2 separate regions of the Homo sapiens genome follow, and region 1 is linked to region 2. Evidence: read pairs that join two places in POLR2A ChIA-PET (ENCODE). Cell type or tissue: PC-9. All regions are shown on one strand. Links, peaks and the distances in the headings refer to the core of each region. The heading gives the core; the rest is flanking DNA.

What was found. Peaks named below come from ENCODE experiments on the same cell type or tissue, not always from the same donor. Only the 100,000 strongest peaks of a DNase experiment are listed, where the experiment ranks them.
Region 1: POLR2A ChIA-PET joins it to region 2 with 15 read pairs; 4 of 35 experiments call an interaction of 5 or more read pairs at or near these places.

The regions. Positions count from the first base shown.
Region 1 is chr16:2,446,898-2,449,707 of GRCh38, forward strand. CCNF (cyclin F) reads left to right here. Exons shown (of 17, transcript NM_001761.3): 11 at 1,958-2,081; 12 at 2,385-2,565. Among named protein-coding and RNA genes, the nearest start is that of MIR6767, 2.9 kb to the left of the region's middle. In PC-9, for the core only: no CTCF peak of the experiment used is centred there; a DNase peak (open chromatin) is centred at 1,224; H3K4me3 peaks cover 358 bases; H3K27ac peaks cover 1,901 bases.
Region 2 is chr16:2,393,589-2,396,398 of GRCh38, forward strand. It overlaps the pseudogene ABCA17P. Among named protein-coding and RNA genes, the nearest start is that of CCNF, 34 kb to the right of the region's middle. In PC-9, for the core only: no CTCF peak of the experiment used is centred there; no DNase peak of the experiment used is centred there; H3K27me3 peaks cover 875 bases.

The sequences.
Region 1 (2,810 bases), core at 94-2,593, 53 kb after region 2:
AACTGGGAGGTGTAGTCTCTTCGGGCCTGTGTGTGCCAGCTCGATGCAGTGTCATTCCCATGGAAGGAGGGAGCAAACCCTGCCACAAGCATCCAGAGCTGTCTTCAGATGCGCTCTTGGGCCTGAATCCAGCGTCCCAGGTCTTCCGACCAGAGACGACTGAGGAGGTCGGGCGGCCGCCTCCCTGGATCTGACTGCACATCCATCACTGCAACCTACGACAAAGCTCCTGGGCCACAACCGGCTGGCAGTGAGAGAATAACTGCTAAAAACGTTTCAGGGAGCTGAGTCCAATTTCTTCCCCAACCACAAGACCTGATTGCAGTGGTCCATATAACTATCACCACAGCTCCCTCAAATCAACTCTGCCTTATTATCTTTTTTTTTTTTTTTTTTAAATCCGGGGACCAGGCACGGTGGCTCACGCCTGTAATCCCAGCACTTTGGGAGGCTGATGTGGGCGGATCGTGAGGTCAGGAGTTCAAGACCAGCCTGGCCAACATGGTGAAACCCTGTCTCTACTAAAGATACAAAAAATTAGCTGGGCGTGGTGGTGCATGCCTGTAATCCCAGCTACTCAGGAGGCTGAGGCAGGAGAATTGCTTGAACCCGAGAGGCAGAGGTTGCAGTGAGCCAAGATTACACCATTGCACTGCAGCCTGGGCAATGGCGCAAGACTCTGTCTCAAAAAAATACAAACAAAATTAGCCAGACGTGGTAGTGGGCGCCTGTAGTCCCATCTACTTGGGAGGCTGAGGCATGAGAATCACTTGAACCTGGGAGGCGGAGGTTGCAGTGAGCTGAGATAGCGCCACTGCACTAATCCAGCCTGGGTGACAGAGGGAAACTCTGTCTCAAAAAAAAAAAGATTTTAAAGGCTGAGCTGCCCCCCACCTCTGCTCTCAGAGGTGCCCTGCCCCCACCAGCCATCTCACACCCCACGCTGGGCTCTCATTGGCCACTGACATCTTGTCTTTTTGGCGTCTGCAGCCCCCACGCTGGCAGGTGTAGTCCCTGCGCCTCTTGTCCTCTTGGTCAAGTGAATGACGCATGCAACCTGCAGAGTCCCCAGGACAGAGCAGCCAAGGGACTTGGCCTCAGTCCAAGGGGAAGGTGCCTTGCGGGGGGCCGCTGGAGCAGCGTGTTCCCTGATAGTTGGCGCTGGTTGACAACAGAGAACAGGGTGACCATCGCCTAGAGACAGTCAGGATTCCTGCGGCCACACAGTGCCGGGCACAGACTTTCCAACAACCCTTGGGCCCTTTGCCTCCAATTCCTAGATCTGGTGACTCACCCACCTTCTGGGTCTATAACATTTCTACCCCACTGATAGAGCTGTCACGTGACAGGCAAATCTCTGTCCTTGGTGTCTTTTAGCAAACTGAATGCTCAGGGCACTTGGGCCTTTTGCAGACATTTGTGAGTCTGCCTAACAGCCTTGCTGCTTTCTGTCTGCCTTGTGGCTCTCATCCCTCTTTCCAGCACTTTCTGACCTCCCCTTTGTTATTATTATGATGATTATTTTTTGAGACAGTGTCTTGCTCTGTCACCCAGGTTGGAATGCAGTGGTGTAATCAAAGCTCACTGCAGCCTCAACTTCCTGGGCTTAAGCAATCCTCCCACCTTAGCGTCCCAAGTAACTGAGACTATAGGCACGTGCCACCATGCTCTGCTAATTTTTTATTTTTTAACTTTTTGAAGAGATAGGGTCTTGCTTTGTTGCCCAGGGTGGTCTCGAACTCCTGGCTGAGCTGTCCTCCTGCCTGGGCCTCCCCTTTTTTAAATGCCCCTTGTCAGCCACAGGCAGCTGGCTCCATTATGAAGCCTCTGTTTGTCACCAAAGCCCAACGCCATGGCTCCCTCCCTACCTTGAGGCCTCCTAAAGCCTTGGGTCCCTCCGCCCCACCCCTGCCCCAGGAAGTGGGCTCCACCCTGAGACCCCTTCTCGGCGTTGCAGGTTTATCAGTAAAGAGATCCTGACCATCCGGGAGGCCGTATGGCTCACGGACAACACTTACAAGTACGAGGACCTGGTGAGAATGATGGGCGAGATCGTCTCCGCCTTGGAAGGGAAGATTCGAGTAAGCAGCGGTTCCATTTTCCTTATTAATCTTCGTTGTCGCTGTGCTGGAGGGTGGGGGTGGGCATTCAGCTTTCCTGCTGTGGGAGGGCCTCATGGACTCAGAGAGCAGCTGTCTCTGCTGTGCCCAAAGCCATGGAGCAGGAGGCCACGGTTGCACCACGTCGCCATCTGCGCTGGTGCGCTACGCGTGCAGCATCGGCGTGAACATCATCCGGGCCAGACCCTGCGCTGGGCCTGCATGCGGCACTGCACCAAGGAGCCCCCGAGCGCTGAGAGCCCACACCCCGTCCCGGCTGTCTAGGTCCCCACTGTGGTGGATTACAAGGAGGTCCTGCTGACGCTAGTCCCTGTGGAGCTGAGAACCCAGCACCTGTGCAGCTTCCTCTGCGAGCTCTCCCTGCTGCACACCAGCCTGTCCGCCTACGCCCCAGCCCGCCTGGCTGCCGCAGCCCTGCTCCTGGCCAGACTGACGCACGGGCAGAGTAAGGAGTGGCCCTTCCCAGGGATGCCTGTGTCGGGGAAGGTGCTGACATAGGAGGAGGCTGTGGGGAGGAAAAGAGTCCAGCATCCATTTGTCCTGGTTACTTCTTGGGGGGTGAGATACAGCACGGCTCCTACCTTCAGTGATGTCCCAGATTTCTGACCATGAGCCTGCACGCCCTATGTATGGGTTTTTTTCAAAACTATTTTAAAAGGATTGCAACCCTGAGCTCCAAGAAACTCCACA
Region 2 (2,810 bases), core at 35-2,534:
GTAATAAGAAACAAAAAGAAAATTGAGAAAGGCCAAAATGCTAAAAAGCTAAAAAGCAAAAAGTTATTTTAAAAGATTAATAAAATTGATAAATTATATTGATAAACCATTAAATGATAAACCATTAATTCCAAGACCATTAAAGAAAAAAAGAAAATTAACTAGCACCAGTAAGGAAAGTACTGCTATAGTTACAGAGCCTAGAGTTACAAAAAGGATAATAATAAAATATCACATGTAAATAAATTGGACACTTTAGGTAAAATGGACTGATTTCTTAAACAATGCAATTTACCAAAACTTACAAAATGAAGCAGAAAAATCTGAATAACCATATATCTATTCATGAAATTGAATTTGCAATCAAAAGTATTCCCAAAAAGAGAACTCCAGATTCTATGAAACATTGAAGAAAAAAATAATCTCAATCTTTTAGAAAATAGAGAAGGAAACACTTCCCAACTCATTTTAAGGCCAGCACAACCCTGATACCAAAACCTGGAAAAGTCCCTATGACAACAGGAAATTATAGACTAATATCCTCATGGGCATAGACATAAAAGCCTTTAACAAAACACAAGTTGGGGAGTGGACTTATCTGGAGGCTTTGTTCACATGTCTGTGCCTTGGCATGGATTCAGCCTGGTTTCAAGGTAGTGAGGCATCTTACCTGGTGGCTTGGGGCTCCCAAAGAAATCAAGATACCTGAAGGCTTCTTCTACCCAACATCCATTACTTGCATTGCATCCTCTCAGTCAAGCAAGACACTAAGGCCAGCCCAGATAAAAGGGAATTAAAGGCCACCTCTCAGTGGGAAAAGTAGCAAAGAATTTGTAGCTATCATTTATCTACTGTGTTATTCAAGATAAATGAAAACATATGTCCAGACACAGGACACATAGAAGAACATTTATAGCTGCTTTATGCATAAGCATCCTTACACAGGAACAATTCAAATGTCTATCAACAGGAGAATAGATATATTCCTTTTGTTGAATGCTGCTCTGCAATTTACGAGAATGAACTAATGCATGCAACACGGTTTAACCTCAAAAACATGTTACATGGATGAAGCAAGAGATGAAAAGACCATATGATTCCATTTACATGAAGAGCAAGAAGAAGTAAAACTAATGTAAAATTTAGGACATTTGGTTGTCTGAGGGCAAGAGAGGGACTCATCAAAGGGGACATGGGGGCATTTTCTAGGGTGATGGAATGTTCGGTGTCTTGATTAGGGTGATATTACACATTTGTCAAAACTCATCAAACTATACATGTAAGAACAAGATAGTTTACCTAAATTCTGCCTCAATATTTTAAAATGGTTACTGTGATCTTGTTGGCAAGACAGTAGCAATAGCATGAGTACAATTTCAGTAACTGGAAACTGAATGAAGAGCAAGATAGTGAACATACTGAGGGTGTGACTGTTGATCATATTCAGTAAATAGTATTTGCTGAATATTTAACACAGGGGGGCTACTTTGCTAAGCATCTTTACATTTTTCTCAATCCTTACAACTTTTTGAATTAGGTAATATCTGTCTTACAGGTGAGGGAAGATTTGGAAAGGTGAAACAACTAGCTCAAAGTCACAAAACTTGTAAGTGACAGAGTCTAGACTCAAACCCAGCCATGATTAGTTTATAACCATTGTCTGCTCACAGGGACACACACAAAGCCCCTGCAGACCTCGTATAGGCATCTGGCATATGTGTCTGGTTTCTTAAAAGTTGGACACTAGGTTGTGAGAGAATAGAAGCCTTCATTATAGAACATTATGATGGATTTCTTAATATCACAAACAAAAGCCATGATTGTTTTAATTTAAAAAAAATGGAAAGCATGTTTGAGAAAGGTTTTAACATTAGCAGGCTAAAAGAATTATCTCCTTTCCTCGCTTAAATAACAATTAAAACCACTCTCTCTGGAGACGAAAGGCCTGAGCTTGAGTCCTGGCTCTTCTGCTTCTGGCTGTGTGGCCTCAGGGAAGTTTCTTAACTTCTCAGCACTGTCCTCAAAGAGCTGTTGAAAGCATCCACAGACCTTAATACAGAGTTAATAGGTAAAAAACTGTGAAGGGCCCCTGACATTCACATAGTTATAAAGCTAATGACAAAGCTGGTGTTTGAAAAAATACGTTCCTGACTCCAAAGTCCATGCTTTTTCCCCAGTAGAGAGCCAAGGGCAGTGATGAAAGGGATTCACCTTACACCTTTCAGGACTAAAACCATTTCTTTCCTTCCAGGTTTGAATCTCTATTTACTGACTTGGAACTGAGGCAGGTAGAGCTGGGCATCTCCAGCTTTGGGGCCTCTGTCATGACCATGGAGGATGTCTTCATAAGGTAAGCACGTATAAAACTGTAAGACTCCAAGGTTCTTAGGGTTGGAAGGGATCTTAAAGGTCATCTGTCTAAACATTGCCTGATGCTTGAATCTTTTCTGTAGCAACCTCACTGAATGGCCTTCCAGCCTCTGACTAGTACTTCCAATAACAGGGATACCTGAATCTTGGCTCACTGCAGCCTCTGCATCCCAGGTTCAAGCAATTCTCCTGCCTCAGCCTCCTGAGTAGCTGGGGCTACAGGCGCCTGCCACCACACCCAACTGATTTTTGTACTTTTAGTACAGATGAGGTTTCACTATGTTGGCCAGGCTGGTCTCAAACTCCCGACCTCAAGTGATCTGCCTGCCTCAACCTTCCAAAGTGCCTGAGATTACAGGTAACTTTTGTATTTTTAGTAGAGATGGGGATTCACCATGTTGGCCAGGCTGGTCTCGATCTCCTGACCTCAAGTGATCCAC